Linked DNA regions of Homo sapiens: region 1 is linked to region 2. The links are chromatin loops, found by intact Hi-C in ENCODE. Cell type or tissue: PC-3. All regions are shown on one strand. Links, peaks and the distances in the headings refer to the core of each region. The heading gives the core; the rest is flanking DNA. Region 1 holds the start of DCUN1D4 (defective in cullin neddylation 1 domain containing 4). Region 2 has its middle 52 kb from the start of SPATA18.

Evidence for each region. Hi-C counts contacts between places; a loop is a spot of excess contacts. Peaks named below come from ENCODE experiments on the same cell type or tissue, not always from the same donor. Only the 100,000 strongest peaks of a DNase experiment are listed, where the experiment ranks them.
Region 1: it touches region 2 in a loop (3-fold over the local background); 1 of 110 quality-filtered maps calls a loop at or near these places.

The regions. Positions count from the first base shown.
Region 1 is chr4:51,840,535-51,845,917 of GRCh38, forward strand. DCUN1D4 (defective in cullin neddylation 1 domain containing 4) reads left to right here and starts at 2,619. Exons shown (of 11, transcript NM_001040402.3): 1 at 2,619-2,733. The coding sequence starts at 2,709. RefSeq lists silencers at 2,347-2,496, 2,507-2,556, 2,647-2,996, 3,097-3,176, 3,727-3,846. In PC-3, for the core only: a CTCF peak has its summit at 2,448 (motif pointing right); DNase peaks (open chromatin) are centred at 2,447 and 4,257; H3K4me3 peaks cover 3,564 bases; H3K27ac peaks cover 2,442 bases.
Region 2 is chr4:52,100,577-52,105,959 of GRCh38, forward strand. No RefSeq gene overlaps it. Among named protein-coding and RNA genes, the nearest start is that of SPATA18, 52 kb to the left of the region's middle. In PC-3, for the core only: a CTCF peak has its summit at 2,926; DNase peaks (open chromatin) are centred at 2,225, 2,955 and 4,915; H3K4me3 peaks cover 488 bases; H3K27ac peaks cover 1,430 bases.

The DNA of each region.
Region 1 (5,383 bases), core at 191-5,190, 260 kb before region 2:
ATGTCAAGTCTCTTATTTTTAAAATGAAGATGTTGGATTTGATAATCACCAAGGTTCCTATCCAGATCTAAAATTTCATGTACGGTAAACATTCATTTTAAGGGGTATGGTTAACCAGTGCCTACCACAATATTTGAAAGCATTGTACTAGGTGCTAGGCAAGTAAAAAGATAACTATAACAAGTTTCCTGATATCAGAGGTTTATATGGTGTGGATTATTTAAATGACCAGGTAATATTTGCAGAGCATTATGTAGTCATTTTATTATACTTTGTAAAACGTGGGGGCAGTGAGGGTCAGCCGACTAGGAATGAGCTTTGCCTCTCAATCCTTAGGCTATAGCTGACTCTTTATAAAGATCTGGGTAAATTACCTCTAAGTCTGTTTTCTACTTGAAAATAATCATACTGACTCAACTGAAAGCAATGTTGAGAAATAACAGAGGTTGTACATTCTATAAATTTTTATGGACACCATGCATATGCCAGGCCAGTGTTGGGAGCTGGGGCAAAGCAGCCGACCCATCCTTCATCTAGCTTAACTCTTATACACATTATTATAAAGTATGCTGCAAATAAATTAATAGAGCAAATGACTAGCTATAATTAATTGTGGGCTTATTGTAATTTAGAGGTGTCACGAAGGAAGCCCTTTTCTGTGCAAAATAACATGTGTCTCAGTCTTTGAAGTACCATGGTAAACGGTAAAAAAAAAAATCATAAATATTACACACACAAAAGATTTGAAACTTGTATTAAATGACATATAATTTATTATTTCCTAGATGTAGATTAAGCTGAAACATAAATAGAATAAAGAATGCAGGAGCAGCTTCCCTGCTCAGAGTAAGGGCGGATATTCTTACTGCTAGATCTGCCCAACAAGCAATCCCCTATCTCAGAGTCCAGAGGTACCTACCCATCACTGTGGGGCCCCGCTGAGGTACTGTCATGATAAAGGTGATCAATAAGGATGTTCTATGAGAGATTCTTGTCTTGCGAAAGAACCTGAAGCAAATAATAAATAACTTCAGGTACAGTTCTGAGATTCCATAAAGTGATTCATAAATGTTTGAATGATAAAAATATTATATAAATAGTATTATAAGGATGTAATTTATTAAAGAGAAATTAGCGATTAAGATGGAGGGAGCATTTTACCATGGGAGTGCTGTGGGACACAGAAACTGGTTTGTCTGAGCCCCTTCCAAATAGCATAACATTTGTGTCCTGATTTAAAATCTAAATTTCAGAGCCTGGAAACCCAAAAGCCTGGGCTGTAGAAATCTAAAACCAAAAAGACCGTGCGTTCTGTTACCTGTGATTTGTGGTGTCACCTACTCTTTGAGGCTCCCAGATGGCCCAGGGCCTTAGGATATGGGGATGCCTTGTAGGTGTGTTGTTGTTGGAGTTGGTGGCTGGGATGAGGGTGGAGGCAGGGTAGGGTGGGGGTGGGTTGGGGTGGGGGGAATCCTCCGTTAATATCTCGAAATATTGTTCTGTTACCATAATGCGGTGTGATAAGTTAGCTTCAAGTATTGAAAAATCAGGGCAGGACTCATGGAAATGGTGCGAATTCTTGACTTAGGGTCAGAAGAATTCACCAAAATTAACGTCTCCCTCTGCCAAATAACAGCCAGTTTCAATTTCTGGACGGCCTCTCCGCGGGAGTGACAGGTTTTCTTAGATGCCGCCGGGGGTCTTTCACGGGCTGGTGGTCTGCCCCCTGGACTCGTCCATGTGTTAGGCTCAGTCCGCAGCTCAGAGCGCGGCCCTGTATTTCTGTCTGATGTCTGGGGCATACAGATGTGTGTGACGGACAATGCTCGTGGCATTCGAAGCCTCTTTAACAGACATTAGTGACTAGAGGAAAGAAGTGTGCGAACTCTGCGAAACAAGTATGCGGACTCTGGAAAAGAAGTACATTTCGAAAGTGGGGAGAGGATGGATCTTCGTAGGAGAAATGGAAATTTGCTCCCCACCAGAAGGTTTGCTGGAAATTAAGACGCGGCAATTCTTAATCCAGTTTCCTGCGGTAGGAAGCAGCTGACAAGAGAAGTCCCAGTCCGAGTTCGGCGCGAACTGGACAAGTGTCGTGGGACAAGTGGCGGGAGACCCGGCCGCGTCGCGCCGGGCGCTAGGGACGGACGCATTTCCCTACTTCCAGCAGCTGGTACGAGCCGCCCCCAACTGCGCTGCGCTGCTCTATTCTTTGGGAAACACTTCGCGTGCTTTGTTTCAGACGCCGACCCATCTTTCTTGGTGGGTCTCCAGCTCCACCAATCCCGCCCGCCACTGGGCGGGGTTTCAGGGTCAAGGTGGACCAATTTCCCAGCTTCGCCCCTACACGCGCTCTCGGACCCCTGGGGGTGACTGACAGCAGCCGGGCCCAACCCGCTGCTCCGGAGCATGGCCTCCGCCAGGGGCGTTACGGAGACAAGGCCCCAGGACCAATCGTATTGGCCAGTGGGGGGCGGGGCCTCGTTGCCAGCTCCAGACCGGCGCTATGGGCACTCCTTTTGTCAAATGAGAGACGCAGCAGGGCGGCCCCTGAGCCGCGGTTTAGCCAATGGAGAAGGCGAGATGGGCGGGCTGGGAGTGCCCGGCGGCGGGTCCTCAGCTTCGAGCCGAGGTGCAGTGAGCTGGTGGGGGGACCGCGAGGCGAGCGCGGGAGCCTGGGCGGCGAGCCGGGTGTGAGCTGCCTGAAAATGCACTCGGATGCCGCCGCTGTCAGTGAGTAGCAGAGAGCCAGCCAGCGGGCCGGGGCCGGGCGGCTGCCAAACTCGCCACTCGGCTCCCGCAGTCCCCGCCCCACGCCTCGGGTCCCGAAACGCGCCGGGAGCCCCTGCCTGGGAACCACCCCTTCCCCTCCCGGGGCCGGGGCGGGCGGTGACGCTGCGGGCGGCGTGGGGCGGGGGCGGGCGTGGGGGGAAGGGACCGGCCTGCGGGGAGGGCGGAGGTGAGGGGGGTGGGGACTGGCTCTCTTTCAGTGTTGGGGGAAGGGAGGGCTGGACGTGCGATGAAGGGCCGAGATCGGAGTGTCCGGGGTGCATGGAGGTGGAGGCAGCGTTGGGCTGTAGCGGGCAGGGCCGGGGATGTGGGGGGGTGGCACCGGCGGGGAGAGGGAGGGAGCGAGCGAGCGAGCGGGGCACAAGGGTGAGGATTTCCAAAGGGCTGAGTGGTGCGGGCGGCTCCGTGAGAAAGGCGGGTGAGTGCGAGGGGGGCGCGGGGGCGGGGACAATGGGAAGAAGGGCTGGTTGGCGGGGGGGTGGGGGGGGGGCGGCGAACAATGGGGTGGGGGAATGGGGGCAGCGGCCGAGCGGGGCAGGAGGGCGGGCGACTGGACGAGGGCTGATGTAACGGGAAAGCGAGGTGGTGGGAGGGACTGGGGTGTAATGGTAGTTGGGGAGTCCTGCGGGGCGGGAGGGGCGTTGGAAGGGCGGTGGGTAACGGAGAGTGGTGGGAGTGGAAGATGTTGGGGTAAAGAGATGGGGCAGGTGTGGAAGGGTAGGGCGATTGGGAGGAAGAGGAGAAAAAGGTGGGTAGGATTTGGGGTGGCAGAGTGGGGGCAGGGGTGGAGAATATGAAATGGGGGTGAGGAGCTAGTCGGGGAGGAAGGGGAGGTGGGGCGGAGTTGGGCAGGAGGACTGTCACGTCCAGATTCGGTCCGGAGCCGGGCTAAGGGGGTGTCAGACTGTGCTTAGGGGAGGTACTTCCTCTCCCTGTCGAGGCAGGGTCCCTTGAAGGGGGGAGTCCAAGCTTCGGGGTGCGGAGAGAGGAGGGGGCGGGGCTGAGGTGGAGGAGACGGGGTAAGTGCCCTAAGGTTGGAACTGGCCGTGGTTCCCCCCGGACGGCGGGAAGCGAGGTCAGCGCTGGCGCGGGCTCCGGCAGCGGGACTAGGAGGCGGGGCAGGGGTGCGGGCTGCGGGGTTTCAGCAGCGGGAGCCGGAGGGGTCGGGCCCTGATGGCCGGGTCGGGGGCTTGGCGCCGGGGAGGTGTCGGGGTCCCTGGCAGTCCGTGGGTTTGATAGTCTGTGACGCAGTTGTCTAATTTCTGGCTATCAGGTGTGGGGGTTGGTGCCATGGAACCCGCTTCCTTAGAGGGATGGCCGGGCCCTAGGCCGCGCCCCACGCCCGGGGGGCGCGACTTCTCCCAGGCGTGCTGGGAGGGCGCTTGAGGGGTTTCCTTTAGGGTTTGTCTCCAGTCAACGGGTATGAAGGGGAAAGGCGGTCCCGCCGAATTCTGGGACTTGTAGTCGCGGCCGCGCCCGGCCGCGGTTGGGTTGGGTGCACGTGGGTAACTGTGGAAACGGGTCCCGGCATGCAGCGCGCCCTTGGAGCCTTCCTGCTCGGCCAACTCGTGCTTTATTCCCCGGCCAGCTCCTGCGCGCTCTCGGGAGGCGGTTGAGTTCCCAGGGACGGAGCGACTCCCCAGCCCTTCTCCCTTGGGAGAGGGAGAGCCCACGCCAGGCGCAGCCCTCTTCACGCTTAGGTTCTTGGTCCCCAAGTGAATTTCCCCCTGCATTTTGTGGCCTTACTTGTGGAATAAATGCTTGGTCTTGTACCATCATGCGCACGGGTTGTGGGAAAACATTTAAGAAGCAACACAATGTAAAGCAGCCTTTAGAATGGTGTATTTAATTTTGGCATCCAGTGTGTGTAAGCACTGGGTTCCAGCATTCCCTTGCATAAATATGAGAACACAGTGGAGGTACACGTAACCCTTGTAACGATAATATAAACTATGTGTTGGTATTTCTTGGGGTGTTTGAAAAAATAACTGTCTTGAAATGAGTGATGGAGGTGGGTTAGTGGAATTTAGGGTGGAAATGTGAAGGTGAGCAAAGGTAATATGTGACGTCTTCAATTTTCGAAGAAGCTTGGAAAGCAAATGAGAATAGAAGAAAACTGTAAAAAGTGGAGAACCATAAGACTTTTTTTGTTTGCTTGTTTTATTATTAGCTGCAGGCTGCAATTCCTTCTCTCCTTAATACTAGAAACCTTCCTCTCCATAAGTAGACTCCCTAAACGTCACATCCTTCACCAGTTCCCTTTACTGTTTACAGGGAAGGGACTCCAGAATCTGTAATGTAGAAGGCTAAGATTAATGCAGAGATGATAGATTTTTGTATGTAATATATAAGGTATTATGAAACTACTTGCAACATAGTCATTAGAAGAATATTGTAATTTTTCTGATGATAAAAATATTACCAAGAAGTCCTAAGATTTGTAAACCTTTTGGTGTGGTTACAAACATACTGAACTTGGATACTTGATTGTTTGATGGTTCTTTTCATGATGAGTGAAAAATTGGGCAATGTGTGTGGTGTTCTTGTGGAGATCATTTATATCTATCTGTCATATTTTACTTAATCGTGTGGT
Region 2 (5,383 bases), core at 325-5,324:
AGTACTTTTTATTGATAATTTGGCAGAAAGCTTAGGATGTTCATAGGTTTCCCAAAATATCTTCTGAAAGATAACTAATAACTGGTACTTAATCCAGCATTTACCATGTACCCGACATTGTGCCAAAACTTTACATTATTAAACCCATTTCACACAGGGAGAAGCTGAGGCTTAAGGTTATTATTAAGTAATCTGCCTCAGGTCACATAGCTAGTAAATGTTGGAGTGAAGGTTCAAACCCAGGTTTTCTGATATTCAACCCACCCTCTTGTCAATAACTCTATAGGATGTTAGTAAGATTTAGAGTGAAATGAGTCCTATGGTCAGACAGGCCTGGAAAACACTGAGGTAAGAGTGAGTTTAACAGGTCTTCTCCTAATCCTCTACTGTGCATGAGAATCTTTAAGAAGAAGAATGTAATATGCAGCATTCTCCAAACTGATTTCACCAAGGAACCCCTTTCTTCATGAAGCTCTTGCCACTGTACTGTGCCAGAAGATCTGTTTTAGAAAATGCTTCCTTGGGACCTGTTTCCTTCGAATTAAAGATGTTGCTGACCATTTGGAGTTATGTTTTATCACCAGATAAACAGTTTTCACCCAACAAATTATCTACTAAAGGCCAAAACCTTTTACAGAAATCTCTTCTTTATATCTATGTTTCCCTTTCGTCTATTCTATCTTTTCCTTTCATCTATTTTCTACACCCTTCTATTAACTGTATCATAAAATAAAATTCACTTGAGCCCTAATATTTATGTCAGTGTTGTTTTTCCTGTGTTTCTATTTTTCCTTAAGTCCCTTACCCTATTGTACCTTTTCATCTTCACTTCTATTTTTTCTCCCTGCTTCTCTTATAATTTCTTTCTTTCTCATGGTTTGAGTTTTCCTAATTAATCTCCCTGATGCAAATCCATTTATGCTTCTTAAATACAGGCACCCATAAGCCAGATGCAGAAAGACAAAAATATCACATGTTCTCACTCATGGGGGAGCTAAAAGTAGTTGATCTCATGGAGGTAGAAAGTAGAATGATAGTTACTAGTGGCTGGGATGGGTGTGTGTGTTTTGGGGGGATTGTGGGGAGATAAAGAGAGGTGAGTTAATCAGTACAAACATACATGCAGATAGAATAAGTTCTAATGTTCAGTAACACATTAGGGTGACTACAGTTAATAACAATATATATTTCAAAATAGCTAGAAGAGAGGGTTTGCAATGTTCCCAACACAACAAAATGATAAATGCTCGAGGTGATGGATATCCTAAATACCATGACTTGATTATTACACATTCTATGCATGTAACAAAATATGATATGTACCTCATAAATATGCAGAAATATTAGGCATCAAAAAATTTATGAAAAAATACAGACACCTAATCTTAAATGGAATTATGAGCCAATGAAAGTGACAAATACACATTATTCAAAATTAGGACACACTAAATAGCATTTCATGTGAAGATTCATTTATATCATAATTCATGAATGCATTTTATGAACATTTCAAATTATGTTTCACATTTAAAAAATATATGGGTTATTAAAAAGTGACAAGTTTTAAGATGAATTACACTTCCAATAAGTCTGAGCTTTGAATATACTTAGATTTTGAGTAACTTCAATGAAAATGTTGACTAGTATTTTCAAAGTTTGTTTGATGATGAAAATCACTTGGCTTGATTATTAGAGGTAAACTCTTGGATCCCACCTCAAGCTCCCTGGATCAAAGTCTCCAGGGACATCTGTATTTTCAACATCAGTAGCCAAGTGTGAAAAACACTAGTCTGGACCATCCTTAATGCCCGACAAGGAGAATATTGCAAAAATAAATTATTGCATATATGATGGGGCAGCATCATACATGCAATAGATGGAAATTTCTAAATGGAAAATGATGTCTCCGTTTAAAAGACTCTCAGAATGTTATTTGCTACAATCCAGAAATAGATAATTTACTGAAAATTCATATGTAAATAGCTAATTATGGGCTATGCAATTAAATTTTCAATAAAAGGAGAAGGATGAGAAAGTATAGTACTTCTGTCTTCCCTAGAGGTAAAAATTTGCTTATCTTGTGGTTTATATTTGGACAGCTTCTTTGTTGAACTGACAGAATATGTTTTCTTACTAAACTTATAAGTCATTTCCTTCCATCTTACAAGTCTGTGTTCACTATGTGTCATTGAGATTTGCAGTCATAGACTTAGAATAATGAGTCCCTATTGGTCATTGTTTGATTAGTCATGGTCATCTGCCAAATAGAGCTAGATGTCACCTGGATGATTCAGATTTGGGAACATCTTTATAGTTATTCATATGAGTCTCTAGAGAAAAATCTAAAATGGAGTGAAACTGACATTCAAATATTAGATCTCACAGGTGGCCTACCTCAACTAAAATTTTCGCAAACACTGAATAGAAAAATTTGGCTTTTTCTGTTTACTTGGCAAATGTTCCAAAGATAATACTTGAATTGAACTTGTTGCAATTTCCATTCATGAAAATTGAAGCATTTTTCTTCTTTTCAAGTCTGGGTATAATTTCTTATCATTACAGTATCTTAGTGTTGACAAGTACGTTCTGAAAATCTCCAGGAAAGGGCCAAAAGTAACTCCACTTGGAGTGTGCCAGCGTTTCAAATACATTGGCTAATAGATCTAAGAGATGCCTTGGTGGCAATGACAGATTTTCCTCTTTGTGTTTTCCTTGACTGAATTAAACTTTTCTTCATCAAATAGCCAAAGGTGATAATGTAAGATAAAATGACACTGATTACTGGAAACCAAAGTTGTACAATTTCCTGGGATGAGCTCTCCCTCTGTAACCAAACTTGATCGACAATTGGAGGAAATTCTAGGGACATAAATCAGTTCCCATCATTGATCCTATTAGGGTCTCTCTAGTTCACCTAGGCCTGGTGTTTCCCTGGGAAATGTATGGAGTTAGCCATGAGATGGCAATGTTGCTTAGGAAATGAGAGGATACCAGCAGTTAGTAATAAGATTCAAATTGGGAAACAAATAGCAACTCCTCAGATAAAATTTATAACTTAATTACTGGTCTTACTGCTCTCCATGAATTTGGATAATAAATTGATGGAGGGTAGCCAGGGATAAAATAAAAAGTGTGATAGAAAATTTGAAGTGTTAAATAACTATATATGTAATAAAGGATTTATGCATTTGATCCCATTAAGGCAATTAAAAAAAAAAGAGAGAAAAAAATAAAAATAAAAATAAAAAATAAAAAAATGTGAAAAAAAAAGAAAATGTGGAGTGTTAAATAACTGTATATGTAGTAAAGGATTTATGCATTTGTTCCCATTAAGGCTCAGGAGGCAACTTTTCTGCTAGAACATTTTTTTTTGCTACTTTAAAAAAATCCCCTTATGCAAACCAATACCATCATCTTGTCAACTTGGAGTTCTTATTGCAATTTGTTAACAAATGTTTTGGATGTAGGTCTTTGCTCTTAAACATGGAAAAAAGGAGAAAATAATGGTTTCTTTCATGATCCTCTATGATTTCCAAGATTTTCAAATGATTAATATTTTACATGACCCAAACTCAATTTCAGAAACTCTTAGGGTTATTTCAAGTAAGTGTTTTAGTTTTCCCCTAAAAGATGGAATAATATTGCTAAGCAACTCTCAAAGAAATTGTAGGAACTTGCCAGAGTGAAATTCCTAGAGTACTTGAAAGAGGCACAATTCTGTATGAAGGCAAAAAAAATATAGTTAATAATAATTTTTTTTTAAAAAAATCTCTGCAGAAAGAAATATTTCAACTCTGTGGGTTTTATTGAGAGTAGTGAGTGTGGTATCTACTTTATTATTTCTCTAGCCATGCTTTGAGGGCAGCAGATTGTGGATGCTCTGTGCAAAGTTCAGGACTCCAGGTAATGAAGTCTGCAAGGTATGGCTGAGCCAAAGGTACTGCGTTTTCACTGGGCTGGTTCCCCTCAGGTTTAGACCAACAGACCTTCCAGGACTGGCTTAAGGAGTGTGGGATTGAGTCCATTCTGCACGAACACACAGACGTGAGCACACACACACACACACACACACATTACCACAGATACTGTCAAACTGAAAAGGCCCAAGATGTGGCTGTGGGCAGTTTTACTTTGAATATGTAAAATATTCCAGCTAGAAAGCCTGTTTTTTTTTTTTTTTTTTGAGAGGGAGGGTTCAAAGAGAGAAGCTACTCACACCTTGAGTCTTAAAAGAAAAAAATCACTCACTCATGAAGTAAAATATCTTCCCCTTCTTAGAGTAGTGTCTGAGTTGAGTTGATGCCAACTTTAAAATAACCCTCAGGCCAGAAACTTCAGAAGAAGGACCCTGGAGATCTTATTTCTGTAGAGGGATGTAGGGCCTGTAGGGAGACTTGTGTCAGGAATAAAAGGGTATAGAAAAAAGACCAGAAATGACTCCCTGAGGTTGACCCTTGTTAAGGTGCCATCTTGCAGATATAGGGTGTTGATCTGTCTTCCTTACCTTCTCTCCCTTCTCCTTTCCTCCCTACTTGGATTTTGCCCTAACTGGGAAAAATCTCTCACTGCAACCAGACTTTCCTACCAGAGGTGGAAATTCTCTCTGAGCACTGGAAGGAAGCAGAAATTGATTTGGGTGGGCAAGAAAGAAGGCTGTAGATGAGTCAGTGTGAGGGGCGTATTTGAAGTGGAAAGAGACAGGGGAGAGAGAGAGATACTGGAGTAAATATAGGTACATTAGAAGGATGGCAGATAACTGGGTTATCCCATCCCCATTCTCCAGAATTGCTGAGCCCTGCATAGCTCTATTACTCAGGGAGAACCAACTCCTGACCCGCCGAGCCGCATGGTCAGGCTGTTTGTTCTGTGGAACTAGTGCCCAAGCCTTGGATTCAGGCCATTGAGGTGAGAACTTCTGCTCTGCCCATGGCTTCCTTTGTGAACTTATGTGAGTCACTTAACTTCCCAGAGACTCACTTTCTTGATGAACAAAATGGAACATCTGTGGGAGCTGAATTTGAAACAATACAGAAGATGTGTTAAATAAGCAGGCTGAGAACGCAAATTTCTATAGAACGTCAAAGAAGCAGCTATAAAGTGACAAGTTGTTTCTTGCTGGAGTTGCTGAGCATTTCCCTGCTCTGTGGACCTACCCTCCCCAAACCCAATCCCTTTCTCCCTTGTAGCCACTGCTCATTTCTTTGAGTTCCCTGGGCCTCCAGCCTTCAGTTCCTGGGTATGGACCATCATGGGCATTTCCAAGAATCCTGGGACTTTACCTGGGAGAAGCTGCCAGTGAAGGCAGGACACTATGTTAGCCAAGGAAAAACATGAAGAGTGTACAGGTTACCAGGGCAGGCCTGGTTCTCATACCAGCTGTGGT